Linked DNA regions of Homo sapiens: region 2 is linked to region 1. The links are chromatin loops, found by intact Hi-C in ENCODE. Cell type or tissue: psoas muscle. All regions are shown on one strand.

The links. A loop is a pair of places that touch in the nucleus more often than their neighbours do. Peaks named below come from ENCODE experiments on the same cell type or tissue, not always from the same donor. Only the 100,000 strongest peaks of a DNase experiment are listed, where the experiment ranks them.
Region 2: it touches region 1 in a loop (6-fold over the local background); 87 of 110 quality-filtered maps call a loop at or near these places.

The regions. Positions count from the first base shown.
Region 1 is chr14:74,936,449-74,944,448 of GRCh38, forward strand. It overlaps PGF (placental growth factor), which reads right to left. Exons shown (of 7, transcript NM_002632.6): 7 at 5,386-6,285. The coding sequence ends at 6,258. LOC107984690 (a long non-coding RNA gene) reads left to right here and starts at 6,281. Exons shown (of 3, transcript XR_001750826.3): 1 at 6,281-7,984. In psoas muscle, no CTCF peak of the experiment used is centred here; DNase peaks (open chromatin) are centred at 3,493, 3,873, 4,953 and 5,473; H3K27ac peaks cover 4,187 bases.
Region 2 is chr14:75,089,353-75,097,352 of GRCh38, forward strand. NEK9 (NIMA related kinase 9) reads right to left here. Exons shown (of 22, transcript NM_033116.6): 17 at 7,748-7,918; 18 at 6,020-6,079; 19 at 1,918-2,126. Among named protein-coding and RNA genes, the nearest start is that of ZC2HC1C, 24 kb to the left of the region's middle. In psoas muscle, no CTCF peak of the experiment used is centred here; a DNase peak (open chromatin) is centred at 7,819; H3K27ac peaks cover 1,213 bases.

The DNA.
Region 1 (8,000 bases):
GCCCGCCTACCAGCCTTAGCCATCACCCTCTGATTCACCTGCCTTAAGCATCAGCCAAACTGAACCGCTGGAGAGTCCCTGTACAGGTAGGGGTTTTGCCAGCTCTGGGGTCTTTGTTAATGGGTTGCCTCCACCTAGAATGGCTTCCCCAGTCATCTCCCCAGACCCAAATCTTGCCTACTCTTCAAGTCACAGCTCAAATGCCACCAGCTTTGCAAAGCCAGTTCTGATGTTCCCCAGCTGCAGGTCATCTCAGGTGGCTTTAGCAGCTCTTCAGCTGCATTCTTTTAGCTACATGGCCTGCTTTCCTTCTATTCTAATCACCTGTGTATATCTGATTCCGCTGACGAACTTTTTAAGGTCAGCGACAATGTCTTATTTCTCTCTGCGTAACCCTAGCTAATCGAGGTGCTCCCCTGGGTTCAGTCTCTGCCTAGTGTCTCACTGAGTGGGCGTCTCTCAAAGAACATTCGGGCCTGCAATGTTAGGGAGCATGACAGTGCTTCCTCAAAGCCCTTCTCAAACTGTCTTATATCAATAGAGACTCCACAGCAAAACCCCAAACTCCTTCTCTAGTCCCAGCCCCGAGGCCTTTTATTTCCCTCTGCCTACCTGCTTGCTTTCTCTTTCCTAGCTGTTAGGTAGACCAGCTTAGCCCTCCAGCTGTGATCTCTCTCCTTATTCCCCTTATTTATTGCAGAATAGAATTTTCTTTAGTAGGTAGGGAAGACTTTTGCTTGCTAATATACTTTGCCCTGTCATACATGTATCTACTACAAAATACCTAGGCCTTGTAGACTCAAAAAATGCTCATGAGTGAATAAATGATCAGGGTTACCAGCCCACGTGCATGATTAAGACCAAACAATCTACTTCTCTCTATCCTTGTTACTTCTCCCTAGACCAAACCACCATAATTGGTTGCCTGGCTTCTCCACAGCCTTTGAAGTGGTATTTGTACTCTAAGTTTTACACTCCTAGAGACCATTTTCCACATAGTGGGTGGAGTGATTGTTCAAAAATGTACCTAATGGCTGGGTGTGGTGGCTCACGCCTGTAATCCTAACACTTTGGGAGGCTGAGGTGGGTGGATCACTTGAGGTCAGGAGTTTGAGACCAGCCTGGCCAACATGGCAAAACCCTGTCTCTAATAAAAACACAAAAATTAGCCAGGTGTGGTGGTGTGCACCTGTAGTCCTAGCTACTCAGGAGGCTGAGGCATGAGAATCGCTTGAACCCGGCAGGTGGAGGCTGCAGTGAGCGGAGATTGTGCCACTGCACTCTAGCATGGGTGACAGAGTGAAACCCTGTCTCAAAAAGAAAAAAATGTATCTAATGTCATTTCATTCCCCTGTTTGAAACTCTGCAGTGGTTTATCTCACATTATAACAAAATTTGAACTCCTTACCCTGACTTGCAAAGCCCTTTATGGTCTGGCCCCTGGCTACTTCCAACATCACATCCCATATCCCCCCTCCCTGCCCATCATGCTCCAGCCACACTGGGGTTCCTTCCAGCACTTTCCACCAGCTGTGCCCTCTGGAGTGCTCTTATCCCTGATCTTTACATGACCAACTCCTTCTTGTCCTTCAAACTTTACCATCAATGTCATCTCCACAGAGATGCCATCCATAACCTCCTGACCTAGAGTACCTTCCCCCCAACGCTATCTCTTCACCTTTCCTTATTTTCTGTTCTGGTTTCTTATTGCTGCATAACAAACTACCTCAAAACAATTTGTTATTATAGTATTTTATGTTTCTGTGCATCAAGGAAATCAAACGGCACAGTGGATACAGCTTGTCTTTGCTCTGTAAGATCTGGGGCATCTGCTAAGATAACTGTAATGGCTGCGGGTTGGAATAGCTTGGGGTTGGCTGAGTCTCTCTCTCTCTCTCTTTTTCCACATCTCTATACGGCCAGCTTGAGCTTCCTTCCAACATGGTGACCTCAGGGTAGTTGGACATCTTACATGATAGCATAGGGTTCCAACAGACCAAGGCAGAAGCTGCCAGTCCTCTTGAAAGCTAGACTTGAAACAAGTATAGGGTCTCTTCTGCTATAGTCTACTGATCAACGCAGACCCAGGCCAATTCAGATTCAAACAGAGGGAAGACACTTCACCTCTTAAGAGGAGGAATGTAAAATAATTCAAGAGCATCTCTAATATGAGAGAACGCATTTTGGCAGCAAGACATTTTCTTATTAATGTATTTGTTTATATGGGTAACTTGCTTATTGAGCAAGTTTTTTTCCCCCTTCCATCATTGCTTCTAGATGAACTATGTTGGTTCTCCTTTTTCTGTCCCGTAACAGTATCTTGGGCAGATCTTCTAGTATTCCTGTTGCTTTAGCTTATTAAAGGCCCAGCCCCATCTAGGCTGGTCCATCTAACCAAGACTAACCATTTCCCTTCCCCAGGCAGGGTCTGGATTTGGCCCAGGGGAGTGGGGAGGGGTGTAGTTTGCCCCTGTACCCCCACTCCTCTCTCTCTCTCCTCCTCCTTTTCTCTCCCCTTTTCTCTTCTTTCACACAGATGGGGAGGGAGAGCTTTCAGGAAAGTCCCTGTCAGCTGTGGCCATTTCTTCTCTGGCTATGAATGTTCCCGGCATGATGGCGTTCAGATGCTAACTCTCTTGTGGGTTCACCACAGGGCCACCTCGCACCACTGTTCCCTGATGTGAGAGGTCCCTTCAGCTCTATATCTCTCACCCCACCACTCAGCCACTGCCCCAACCTCCACCCAACAGCCTACCGACTGTGGGTCTGCACAGCTGCAGGCCTCCCTCTTGGGAGGACATGGACAAGACAGCTCAAGGACATGCACCTTCCGCCATGTCCACCTGACCCATGGGCAACGACTGCTGGGTGCCCCAAGGAGTCCCTGCCCTGTCTGTCTCTGCCTCTTCAATCCTGCCCTCCCCCAACCTCCCTGTCCAGATGGCGCGTGGGCTGATCTCAACAGCAAATCCAGATCCAGGGAGAGGAGGGGAGGGAGTCAGCACCCCAGGACTCCAGTGACCCATCTCCCTCTCTCTTCCTTCCCCTGTCCTGGTCTTCTGCTTATGGAGACTGAGGAAGGGGGTGCTGGGAGATTTGGGGGCATAGCAGAATTGCTTTAACCATCTCTTAATAAATCCTGTAGGCAAATGGGCCTAGTCTCAAATGGTTCCTTTGTTTTAGAATATGGGGTACTCAAGGCCCTTTTTCCTTAGCTCTGAGTCCGGCCACCCATTCGAGCAGCAGAAAAGGCCCACCCAGTACCCTCTGGCACTAGAGCATGGGCTGTCTCTCCCCTCGCATGTGTGGTCCACGAGAGCAGGGTCCTGTGTGTCTGTCCCCACTGGATCCTGGATGCCTAGTCAGTGTCTAGGACACAGAGGGTGCTCCACAAATAGATGACAAGCAAATCCCTCTAGGACCTAAATGGCTGGAACGGCTGCCAATATAGTCAAGTAGGCCAGCTGGCTCCTTCCTACCCATTCCTGCTGCGAGGCTCCTGCCCACGGATGTGGAGTTTTGCTTCTGGCTTCCAGGAGCTTTTCTGGTTTCTGTCTTGCTCTCTACAGGGGTCACTGGCCTGGGTCGGGAGGCTGCCCGCCATGTGGGTGACCTTATGGAGCCAAAAGCCTTGAAGATGCTACCGGGCCTGGGTTGGGGTCCTCAGGGCTGAGCTAGAGGCCTGGCCAGTGGGAGGGGATGGGTGCTCTTCCCAGTTCACAGTGGGTCAAAGGCAACAGCTCAGAACAGCTGCAGCTAAAGAGAGGAGAGGCAGGAGAGGAAGTGCATTTCTTTGGCAAAGTATGTCTCCTGGGGCTGACTCACACCCGTCTATGACCACAGCCAGAAGCACATTCTGACCAGCGTGTCCTGCAGAGTCCCCAGGCCTCGGTGAACAGGGCACCAAGGACAGCTGCCTCAGCAGGGCCACCCCACTCCGCTGGACATCCCCAGCTCCCCTCAAAGCCCCAGGCAGGCCCCTGTGCCCCTGGGTCCCTGTGGGTTTCTCCTCAGCAGCCTCAAATGAGGAAGTGAGGCTGAGGAGAGAATGGGGGAACTTCTCTTCCCCCAATACATATAGCAGCATATAACATCAAAGACACAGACACACAGACACACACACACACACACACACACACACACACACACACACACACCCCTTGCAGGTCAGAAGCAGAGTGGAGTTTGATAGTAAGTGGTTTGGATTAAAAAAAAAATAGGCCTGGCATGGTGGCTCATGCCTGTCATCCCAGCACTTTGGGAGGCTGAGGCGGGTGGATCACTTGAGGTCAGGAGTTCAAGACCAGCTTGGTCAACATGGTGAAACCCTGTCTCTACTAAAAATACAAAAATTAGCCGGGCATGGTGGCGCACGCCTGTAATCCCAGCTACTCAGAAGGCTGAGGCAGGAGAATCGCTTGAACCTGGGAGGTGGAGGTTGCAGTGAGCCGAGATTGTGGCACTGCACTCCAGCCTGGGCGACAGAAGGAGACTCCGTCTCAAAAAAAAAACCATTAAAAAATAATAAGAAGATTTATTTTTTTCCTGCCAAAGCACTGAGGAGGAAGACGGAAGGAACTGGGGGGTAAAAGGCAGAGAAATCCGGGCAGCATCTGCTGGTCCTTGCGTCTGTTCAGCAGCCCGAGCAGGCTATACGTGCTGCCGTTCAGCGCCCTGAGACCCAGCCCAGGATGTCTATCAGGAGGGCCGGAGGAGTTCGGGAGTCCTTGCGGCACTGGGCTGGGGCAGCCCTAAGCCCTGGGAGAGGAGGAGATTGTGCTCTTGATGCTGTTAAAAAGTGGCTGGGACCAGCCTCTCCTCAACTTTGGAAACAAAACTACATCTTGGGAGCTCCTCGTTAGGGAAGGGGCGACCCCAGGGTGCTGTAGAAGCAGGTTGGGCGACCTCCGGGGCAGCCTTGAAGTGGCCTCCACAGGAACAGTCTCCAGTGACCACCCAGGGCCACCGAGACTTGAGCCTGGGCCCCAGTAGAAATGTGTCAAAGCCAGAAGAGCCATCTAGCCAGGCCCCTCAGGTCAGAGATGAAACGTGAAGGCAGAGGGAAGCCCAGTGCCACTCGGTGAGTTATAGACAAAGCCAGGCCTCTGACCCCCGCTTCAGTGCTCTTAACTCTCCATCAGCCATTTCACCTTCTTGGGCCTAAGTGTCCTCAGCTGTCAAAAGGAGGAAGGAAGGAGCAAGCTAACATGTTGTCGTGAGCTGTGACATGCCCTCTCGTCGACTGAGCGAGGCTTTTGAGATAAGGAAACTGAGGCTCGGAGAAGGTGCTGTGCTCTTCCTGTTACACCCCGATCCCTGGGTCTGTCTGGCTTCCGTTCCCGGCTGACGCTCACTGCCCCGGAAGACACACCCACTAGATCAGCGTTTCCACACTAGAATACTTTATTCAAGAGAATCTGGCTTGGCAGTCAGATGGCCCTGCAGGGACAGCTTGTGGGGGTGCCAGGGCCCTTGGGGAACCTGCTCCCCTGCCACTGCCTTCAGCTGGGACGCACAGGCTCCTCCCCTGGTGACCTCATCCCCACTGGCTGAGCTGTTTCTCATCCAGGCAGCTCTTTCTCCAGCCCGGGGCCCACTCTGTATGTGTCTCTTAGGGGGGGCAGGGTGGTGGCACCTTGGCCGGAAAGAACAATGTCCCAGTACAAGCAAATGGCAAAGTGTGAGGGGAGATCACGGGGGACAAGGAGTGGCAAAAGCCCCCAGGCAACCACTGTTCTCCAGAGCTGAATGTTCTGATCTTCAGAAGAAGAGGGGGAAGTGGCTGGATCCCCTCCGCCCGCTGCCGGCCTTCCCACCAGCCAGGCCGTGGCGGCCCCAGCAGGATCCGCATCCCTACTTTGGACAGGAGCTCCGAAAGCAAGGGCTGCTTGTCTGTGCAGAGCCTGAGGCCCAAGAACAGGTAGCAGGGCCCCCTTCTTTCCTTCTGCAGGCCCCTGGAGACCTCCAGGGCCTCTGGGGCCTAGCTTGCCCCTCACGAGGCCACGTGTCTTGCTTCTTTCAAAGCGGAAGCTCCCAGGGGTCTGTGGCTGGCTTCTCTCTTTCTCTCACGTTGTTGAAGGCACTGAATTCCTGAGGGTCCTGTCCTTCCCTGCCCCTCGTCTTGAAGGGAGCGAGGCATTCAGCAGGGAAACAGTTGGCTAATAAATAGAGGGCAGGTACCAGCAGGAGTCACTGAAGAGTGTGACGGTAATAAATACACGAGCCGGGTGCGGGGTCTCTCTCCTCCAAGGGGTGGGTTACCTCCGGGGAACAGCATCGCCGCACCTGCCAGAGACCAAGCACAGACGGGGCGGGTATCAGCACACTGTGGAGGGTGCGGTCTCCTCCTATGGAGGAGGGGGCAGGCCCAGAGGAGGAGCTTGGGCAGGGAGCATGGGGAGGGCGCAGTGCTCCTGGGTCCCTGCTTGCTTCAAGCTGAGGAGAAGCTGGGAGCTACCCTTCACCAAACACTTACCCATGTGCCCAGCCCTGTGCCAAGCACTGTCTTCTTAACCCTCAACAACCTTCCATGAGGAAGGCACCCTGATTATTCTTGTGAAGATTAGGAAACTGAGGCCCAGAGAGGTGAAGAAGCTTGCCTGTGGTCACACGGCCAGTCGGTGACAGAGCCACATTTGAACCTAATCACACTCCATGCAATCATGCCTCTGATTACCCTAAGACAGCAGTCTCCAAACAGGGGAGTACCGCTAGACGCACGTGAGGCCTGAGTACTGACGGTTTTAAAGAAATCCATTTTCAGCCTCCAGGTCTACATTGCCTTAAAATTATTTTTGTGAGGCAGTGGCTGAGATCTGCTTCTCTGGCCACAACACATCTTGCTCATTCTAAATCCTCATAAAGTGCTTTGCTGCCAGGTAAAAGTATTCTGAGGACATGAAAAAAAGAACAATTTGAGATATTGATGTAGGTCTTGAGAAAGAAAATATGGCTAATGACTGGGTAACCAAGGCTTTCAACAAAACTGAAGAACAGCTTAACCAAATTGTCAGCCAGGATATCATGAGAAGTAATTTGTTCTTAGCAGAGCACCTTGAGATTTCTGGCAAATAACTTGGAAGGAAGGAGTTCAAGTAATTGAGTGACATCTAGTCTCATTTACTTATTTATGTGAACATGGTTTCTCAACCTTCTCATCAATAAAAAAATGATAAACAGGAATTAAATTAATGCAGAATCCTGTCTCAGTCTGGCAGGAAGTAACATTCATTAATGGATTCATTCACTAATTGAAACGAGGTAGCCACATCCATCTCATTGAGATGCATTCCCAATCAAATTGATTGTATTTTTATGTTGAACATCTATTAAAATAGGAAGTATTTGTGCTGTTTTGACCAAATGGTGCTACTAAGAATTATTTTGATAATTTATTCCAGGAGAAAATTTAATTTAGGTTTATGCTCACAGGAAATTTAAAATAATTCAAACTCATATATCATTTTTTTGTGGCAGATAAATATGACAAGGTAATCAATAAAAGACTTCTGAAAATTAAAAGTACTGTTACACTAGGCTGAAATTCTTGGGGGTGGGGAGTGAAATGGAAATACAAGTTCCAGGAAAAAAGAAACAATGTAAATATATAATTATGAAAGGAAGTGTTCCTGTATTTTTTTTTTTTTTGCTTGTTAATTTTCTTTTTTTTTTTTTGAGACGGAGTCTTGCTCTGTCCCAGGCTGGAGTGCAGTGGCGTGATCTCGGCTCACTGCAAGTTCCGCCTCCCGGGTTCATGCCATTCTCCTGCCTCAGCCTCCCGAGTAGCTGGGACTATAGGCACCCACCACCACACCCGGCTAATTTTTTGTATTTTTAGTACAGATGGGGTTTCACCATGTTAGCCAGGATGGTCTCGATCTCCTAACCTTGCGATCCGCCCGCCTTGGCCTCCAAAAGTGCTGGGATTACAGGTGTGAGCCACCGCGCCTGGCCTGCTTGTTCATTTTCTTAAAAGTGGATGATGGTGAGTATAACATTAA
Region 2 (8,000 bases), 150 kb after region 1:
AAGTAGCTGGGATTACAAGCGTGTACCACCACAACTGGCTAATTTTTTGTATTTTTAGTAGAGACAGAGTTTCACCATGTTGGCCAGGCTGGTTTCAAACTCCTGACCTCAAGTGATCTGCCCGCCTTGGCCTCCCAAAGTGCTGGGATTACAGGTGTGAGCCACCTCGCCCAGCCTTATTTATTTATCTATTTATTTTTTGAGATGGAGTCTCACTCTGTCGCCCAGGCTGGACTGCAGTGGTGCGATCTCGGCTCACTGCAACCTTCGCCTCCTGGGCTCAAGTGATTCTCCTGGCTCAGCCTCCCAGGTAGCTGGGATTACAGGTGCGTGCCACCATGCCCAGCTAATTTTTTTTTTTTTTTGAGACGGAGTCTCGCTCTGTCACCAGGCCAAAGTGCAGTGGCGCAATCTCGGCTCACTGCAACCTCCACCTCCTGGGTTCAAGCGATTCTCCTGCCTCAGCCTCCTGAGCAGCTGGGACTACAGGCGTGCGCCACAACGCCCGGCTAATTTTTGTATTTTTAATAGAGATGGGGTTTCACCATGTTGGCCAGGATGGTCTTGATCTCTTGACCTTGTGATCCGCCCGCCTCAGCCTCCCAAAGTGCTGGGATTACAGGCGTGAGCCACCTTGCCCGGCTAATTTTTGTATTTTTAGTAGAGATGGGGTTTCACCATGATTGGCCAGGCTGTTCTCAAACTCCTGACCTCAGGTGATCCTCCCGCCTTGGCCTCCCAAAGAGCTGGGATTACAGATGTGAGCCACCATGCCTGGCCCTGGCCTTATTTTTTTTTAAATTTTTATAGAGATGGGGTCTCCCTATGTTGTCTAGGCTGGTCTCAAACTCCTGGGCTCAAGCAATCCTCCTGCCTTGGCCTCCCAAAGTGCTGGAATTACAGCTGGGAGCCATCATGCTCGGTCTTTTTTTTTTTTTTTTTGGTAAAAAATTTAAAATTTCACAAACCATAAATATTTACTGTAGAAAATGAGAAAATACAAATGGGCAAAGGAAACTAATAAAATTCACCAGCAATTCCATCACTTACAGACAACCACTTTAAAAACTGTCAATACATAGTCTTGTTGACATTCTTTTGTGTGTTACATATTTCCTAAAAGAATGAGATCATACAGATATATCATCCTCTTCTGCATAGCCATATGTTGTGAGTAACTTTCCATGAAAATAAATATACTTCAACATTCTTACTTTTTTTTTTTTTTGAACAGGGTTTTGCTTTGTCACCCAGGCTGGATTGCAGTGGTACAATCATGGCACAGCTCGGCTCACTTCAGCCTCGACTTCCCAGGTTCAAGTGATCATCCTGCCTCAGCCTCCTGAGTAGCTGGAACTATAGGTGCACACTACTACACCCGGCTAATTTTTTAAATTTTTGGTACAGACAAGGTCTTGCTGTGTTGCCCAAGCTGGTCTTGAGCTCCTAGGCTCAAGTGATCCTCCTGCCTCAGCCTCCCAAAGTGCTGGAATTATAGGCATGAGCCACTGTGCCCAATCCAACATTTTTACTTTCTGTATCTCAACTTTCATCAACCATTTTCCTATTGTAAGGCATTCCAACTGCTCCAATATTCCATTTCTATAAATGACAGTATAAAATCTGTAAGCTTAATCTTTATATACATGTACTACAAAAACTGCCATCAAGGTAGGTTATAGTAACTTATAATACATTCACTTAAGTAACAAGGGTATGAGAACATTTTTTATCTTTTTGGAAAGAAAAAAGGATTAGTGATTAGGCAATTTCTTTCCAGGTAGAAATCAGAAGGCTGGATTCAGGATGCACAACAGTTTACTAGGTACTTGGAAAACTGAGAGACCCTGACAGCTCTTTCTAGTTCCTGCAAAGGGCCACATATTTTATCCAAGTTACTTCTTCCAAAGGAATTACCTTTCGAAGCCAGCCAGGACAGGAGCTGCTGGCCCCATTACTGTTCCCCATGGCCTCTGTGGGACTGATTAAACCTTCCATTCCTCGGTCTGCTTCCATTGTTCCTCGGAAGCCTCCACTTGGGTCAGGAGTTTCAGATTCCTGCTGACTGTCCTCTTCTTCACCACCGCCGCCCCCGCCGCCTCCTCCCGGGCTAGAGCTCTGAAACACTGACAGATATACAGCACAGAAATAGACAGCTTTGCTATGCAGCAAGACAGATTTACCATTTGACAACCCTACTTACCCTGGAAAGGTGCCTATAAGCTGCATGAAGTGCAATGGCAACAGTGCAAGTCAAATGTTAGGGACTAAATTTTTGGTTTTCATACAAACTATGTTTTGTAATTTTGTATAGTTGTATTTGTATATCAGGATGCTCATAATGATAATTCACTTCCATTTACCAACTTTGTTTATCTTGTATCCATAGCAGGTTATCAATATTCTAAAAGCATTACCAAACAATCCCCCCAACCACAGCCCACCAAATCTAGCACCCATGCTTACTCTGCTTCTTTAAGAGATACATTCAGATTCCAGCATCCTCCATAGACACTTATCTTATATAAAAAGGTCTTTAATATTTGAGCCAAACTCCTCTTAAAGTTGCCAGATAAACTTACCATTAACTCCCTGTCCGGGGAAAATCTGAATGTTGAATTCTTCAACTTTTTTTTTTTTATTTGAGACCGAGTCTAGCTTCTGTTGCTCAGGCTGGAGTGCAGTGGCCCGATCTTGGCTCACTGCAACCTCTGCCTCCCAGGTTCAAGCAATTCTCCTGTCTCAGCCTCCCGAGTAGCTGGGATTACAGGCACACACCACCATGCCCAGCTAAGTTTTGTATTTTTAGTAGAGGCGGGGTTTCACTATGTTGGCCAGGCTGGTCTCGAACTCAGGTGATCCACCTACCTTGGCCTCCCAAAGTGCTGGGATTACAGGCGTGAGCCACTGCACCCAGCAATTTTTTTTTTTTGAGGCACAGTTTCATTCTGTCATCCAGGCTAGAGTGCAGTGGCACGATCTTGGCTCACTGCAACCTCCGCCTCCTGGCTTCAAGTGATTCTCGTGCCTCAGCCTCCTGAGTAGCTGGGATTACAGGTGCCCGCCACCATGCCTGGCTAATTTTTGTATTTTCAGTAAAGACAGGGTTTCACCATGTTGGCCAGGCTGGCCTTGAATTCCTGACCTCAAGTGATCCACCCGCCTCGGCCTCCCAAAGTGCTGGGATTACAGGCGTCAGCCACTGCGCCCGGCCAATTCTTCAAAATTTAATGTGAATATTACATTCTCTGACGACTATCTGTATCCATTTTTATAATATAATGGCTGATTCTTTCATATCATACAGCATATTCCAAGCAACCTTAATGAAGACTAGCTGATGTGTGGTCAGGAAATGAAACTGAATTTTAATATGGGCCAAATAAAAATATAATTAAGAAGATTAATCTGTCAAAGTTAAAGAAAAATTGCCTGGTATTTTCTTTTTTTTTTTCTCTTACTCCTCAGGGATCCTTGTTCTGATGCCTGGTATTTTCTGAGGCTAAATGTAAAGAAGGGTTAATTATCACCTGCTGTGCTGGCCTGGGGACTAACTGGGTCATGCTGAGATCCTACGGAAGCAGCAGAACTATAGTTACCAAAGTGAGTTCTGAAGCTTACTTTTTGTTTTAAATGGCTTTTTAAGATTATGCTGCATTTTAGATATACCTAAGACTATTTTAACATACGTGTAAATTTTCATGCCTAACAATAAACATAGGTCTATTTGCCACTAGAACTAGAATTGCACTATCCAATATGAGTTACTAGCCATATGTGCCCGCTTAAACTTAAAGAGAATTAAAAATTCAGTTCCTCAGTCACACAAGCCACTCTCTGGAGTGCTCAATAGCCACAGAAAGCTGGTAGCTACTATACTGAACAGCACCGATATGGAACATTTCCATTGTTGCAAAAAGATCTACTGGACACTGCTGAACTAGAGCATTACCTATATCACTGTATTTGCCGTGTGAATTCCTTCCTTCTCTGGCCTCCTACCCAGATGAAACCATTCTGTTTAATTTTATATTTATCATTTCTTCTTAAAAACTTTATCGCCTTTATGTATCCTTAAATAATACATTACTATTCATTTTACTTTTATTTATTTTTTTTGAGATGGAGTCTCACTCTTTCGCCAGGCTGGCTGTACAGTGGCGCAATCGTGGCTCACTGCAACCCCTGCCTCCCAGGTTCAAGTGATTCCCCTGCCTCAGCCTCCCAAGTAGCTGGGACTACAGGTGTGCACCACCATGCCTGGCTAATTTTTTTTTGTATTTTAGTAGAGACAGGGTTTCACCATGTTGGCCACGATACTCTCAATCTCCTGACCTTGTGATCTGCCTGCCTTGGCCTCCCAAAGTGCTGGTGTTACAGGCGTGAGCCACCACACCCAGCCTATTTTACTTGTTTCTAAACTTTATAAAAAGGCATGTAGTCTGCTGCAACTTGCTTTTTACATTTCACATTATGGAAATATTTGGAGATGTTCACTTTCACTCCAATGGATGGTTATAACGCATTTAATCAACAAATAGTTACTGAGCATTTACCATTTGCCAGGCACTGTTCTAGGGAAGTAGATAAAATTGATAAATAAAAAAGACAAAAATCCCTGCTCTTCCTCGAGTTTACATCTTCCCACCAATGGACATTTGCTTTTAATTTTATGTTTTTCCTTTAAATACTGTTCTAGTAAAACAAACTTGTAGTAGAACTGCTGTGCTTAGCGAAAGATCTTCAGTCAGTTTTGACAGATATTAATATACATAAACAGAGATGCCAAGCAATGGGCTACTTAACTATATATAATATGGTGTAATAAGTCAGTGTATATGTGTAAACTGAAGTTCAACAAGTCTAGATCATGTTTTCAGCTGTTTCTTTTTGGAGGTTTAATCTGTTTGATTGACCGATTGTTTATGTATTTATTCATTTATTCGAGATAGGGTCTTGCTATGTTGCCCAGGCCGGATTGCAGTGGCTATTCATAGGCATGATGATAGTGCACTGTAACCTTGAACTCCTGGCCTCAAGTAATCCTCCTGACTCAGCTTCCTGAGTACCTGGGACTAACGGCTGTGCCACTGTGCCCAGCTTTAATCTGCTTTTATTCTGGGTGTTTATGTGTTTTGATTCCAAACAATATCAGAATCTGGGCTGGGCATGGTGGCTCATGCCTGTAATCCCAGCACTTTGGGAGGCTGAGGTGGGCAGATCACTTGAGGCCAGGAGTTTGAGACCAGCCTGGCCAAACCTACTAAAAATACAAAAAATAGCTGAGTGTGGTGGTGCATGCCTGTAATCCCAGCTACTTGGGAGGCTGAGGAAGGTGAACCACTTGAACCTGGGAGGCAGAGGATGCAGTGAGCCGAGATTGCGCCATTGCACTCCAGCCTGGATGACAGAGCAAGACTGTGCCTCAAAAAAAATAAATAAATAAAATAAATCAGAATCCTGGTTCTGAGACATCAAAGACTACAGGGACTCTAGCAGGTAGAAAACCAAAAAGGAAAATAGATTCAATTTCCTAGCATGGTCCCCAATAATAGAGAACCATGAAGACAGCAGTCAAAGGAAATCTATCAGAGATCTTTGGGATGATTCTCCTAACCACACTGAAAGTTTAGCCGAGTTTTATTCTGAGTGCCTGTTTTGGTGAACTATTTCTTTAGACTGGAATACCCCTGGGAATACCGTGGAAGTAGAGGACTCATTACCCCCTAGAATAGTAAGGAAAGGAATAATACATAAGTCATATTACAGTACTGGGCAAGCTACTTAATTACTTGCATATGCGTTGGAGGCAAAGATGATGTAGTGTCTCTCTGACCACAATGTAAAAGTTATAACTTACTGCAAAACCAAACAAAATATGATCTTCTCTCTTAACCACTGTATTCCTCACTTCCCAAAGACATTTCCCATTTTCCTTTGGGTTTTGGAGTCTACATGGAATCTAACCAAAAGACCCACACTTCAGAAAACCACTGGTACCTGAAACATTGGTACTTACCAGTTCCAATGGATAAGCCACTGCTATTGGAACGGATGGTCTTAGAATTCAATACTTTCTCTGAGAAAAAATATTTGGTAGGTAAGCACTGTATACTGATATAGGCAAGAAAAATGAGAGAAGACTAGGATAGGGAGATAATTGCTCTCCTTGACTCCAGATAACTTTAGAACTATAACTTACAGTTTTAGAAATTAGTATCATAAGCTAAGCACCACTTGCTATTCTAAGTATATTCACTATCTACATTAGCAACTGTCTGCCTTGGCTGGTCACTGGAATCACCTGGGAAGTTTTAAAAAGTAACCATGTGTTTGAGACCAGCCTAGGCAACATGGCAAAACCCAATCTCTAAAAAAAAATGCAAAGCTAGCCAGGTGTGGTGGCACTGGCCTGTAGTCCCAGCTACTTGGGAGGCTCAGGTGAGAGGATCAATTGAGCCTGGGAGAGCGAAACTACAGTGAGCTGTGTCTGTGCCACTGCACTCTACTCTGGGTAACAGAGTGAGACTCTGTCTCAAAATTTAAAAAAAGGAAGTAACATTGCATAGGTCTGTAGGTTCCACCCCAGAGATTCTGATTTAATTGGTCAGGGATAGGGTCTGGACCGTGGTATTCTTAAAAGCTTCTTGGCCGGGTTCAGTGGCTCATGTCTGTAATCTCAGCACTTTGGGAGGCCGAGGCAGGCAGATCATGAGGTCAGGAGTTCAAGACCAGCCTGGCTAATATGGTGAAACCCCATCTCTACTAAAAAATCCAAAAATTAGCCAGGTGTGATGGTACACTCCTGTAGTCCCAGCTACTCGAGAGACTGAGGCAGGAGAATCGCTTGAACCTGGGAGGATGCAGTGAGCTGAGATCGCACCACTGCGCTCCAGCCTGGGCGACAGAGCGAGACTTCGTCTCAAAAAAAAAAAAAAAAAAAAAAAAAGCTTCTCAAGGATTCTAATGTATGTGCTGCTAAGGTTGCAAACCACTGATCTAAAAGTAGACTTATAAACCCTTACACAGGCATTTATAAAGTAGTTCCTAACAAAGTAATCTTTATGCAGAAAGTGCTTATAATTTAAAGTTTCTTTTAAAGGATGTACTGAATGTTTCTCATGAAAGCATGAGCACAGACAACAAATTAATTGGTGGATGATTAGAAGTAACAAATTCTAGGGCCAGGCACGGTGGCTCATGCCTGTAATCCCAGCACTTTGGGAGGCTGAGGCAGGTGGATCACCTGAGGTCAGGAGTTCTAGACCAGCCTGGCCAACGTGGTGGAACCCCATCTCTACCAAAAATACAAAAATTAGTCAGGCGTGGTGGTAGGCACCTATAGTCCAAGCTACTTGGGAGGCTGAGGCAAGAGAATTTGCTTGAACCCAAGAGGCGGAGGTTGCAGTGAGCCGAGATCACACCATAGCACTCCAGCCTGGGCGAAAAGAGTGAAACTCCAACTCAAAAAAAAGACAAAAAAAAACAACCAAAAAAATCAATTCTAAGGGGGCAGGCAGAGCCCAAACTTATATTAAAAAATAATCAAGAGATGGCAGATAGCAAAGCTCCAGGAAATGACAATGTTCTGTTCCCACCACTAGGCATGGCATCCTTGACCATTACAAGACTTACAGAAATGGCTTCTTCAGGACATTTCTGTTTCCAACAATGTGACTAACAGTACTCAGATGTGGGTCCATCCTCTGTCAAAGCCATCCCAACCCCAGACATATGAAACTCTTACCAACGATGAGAATGGTATGCCATCCACGGCAAGACAGGTCCGGGACATGATGCAGAGATCCAAAAATAGGCCGAGGCCATGAGGTACAGATATCAGAGCCATGTGGTCTCTCTGTGGGGGTCATTGCCAGGCGGCCATTACCACCATTGCCCCAGGCAAAAATGTGATTATCTAGGAAAAAAGTTAAACAGTAGACCATTTAACAGAACACTGGCTTCCCAATTCTCCGGGTTCCCCATCTTTATATCCTAGA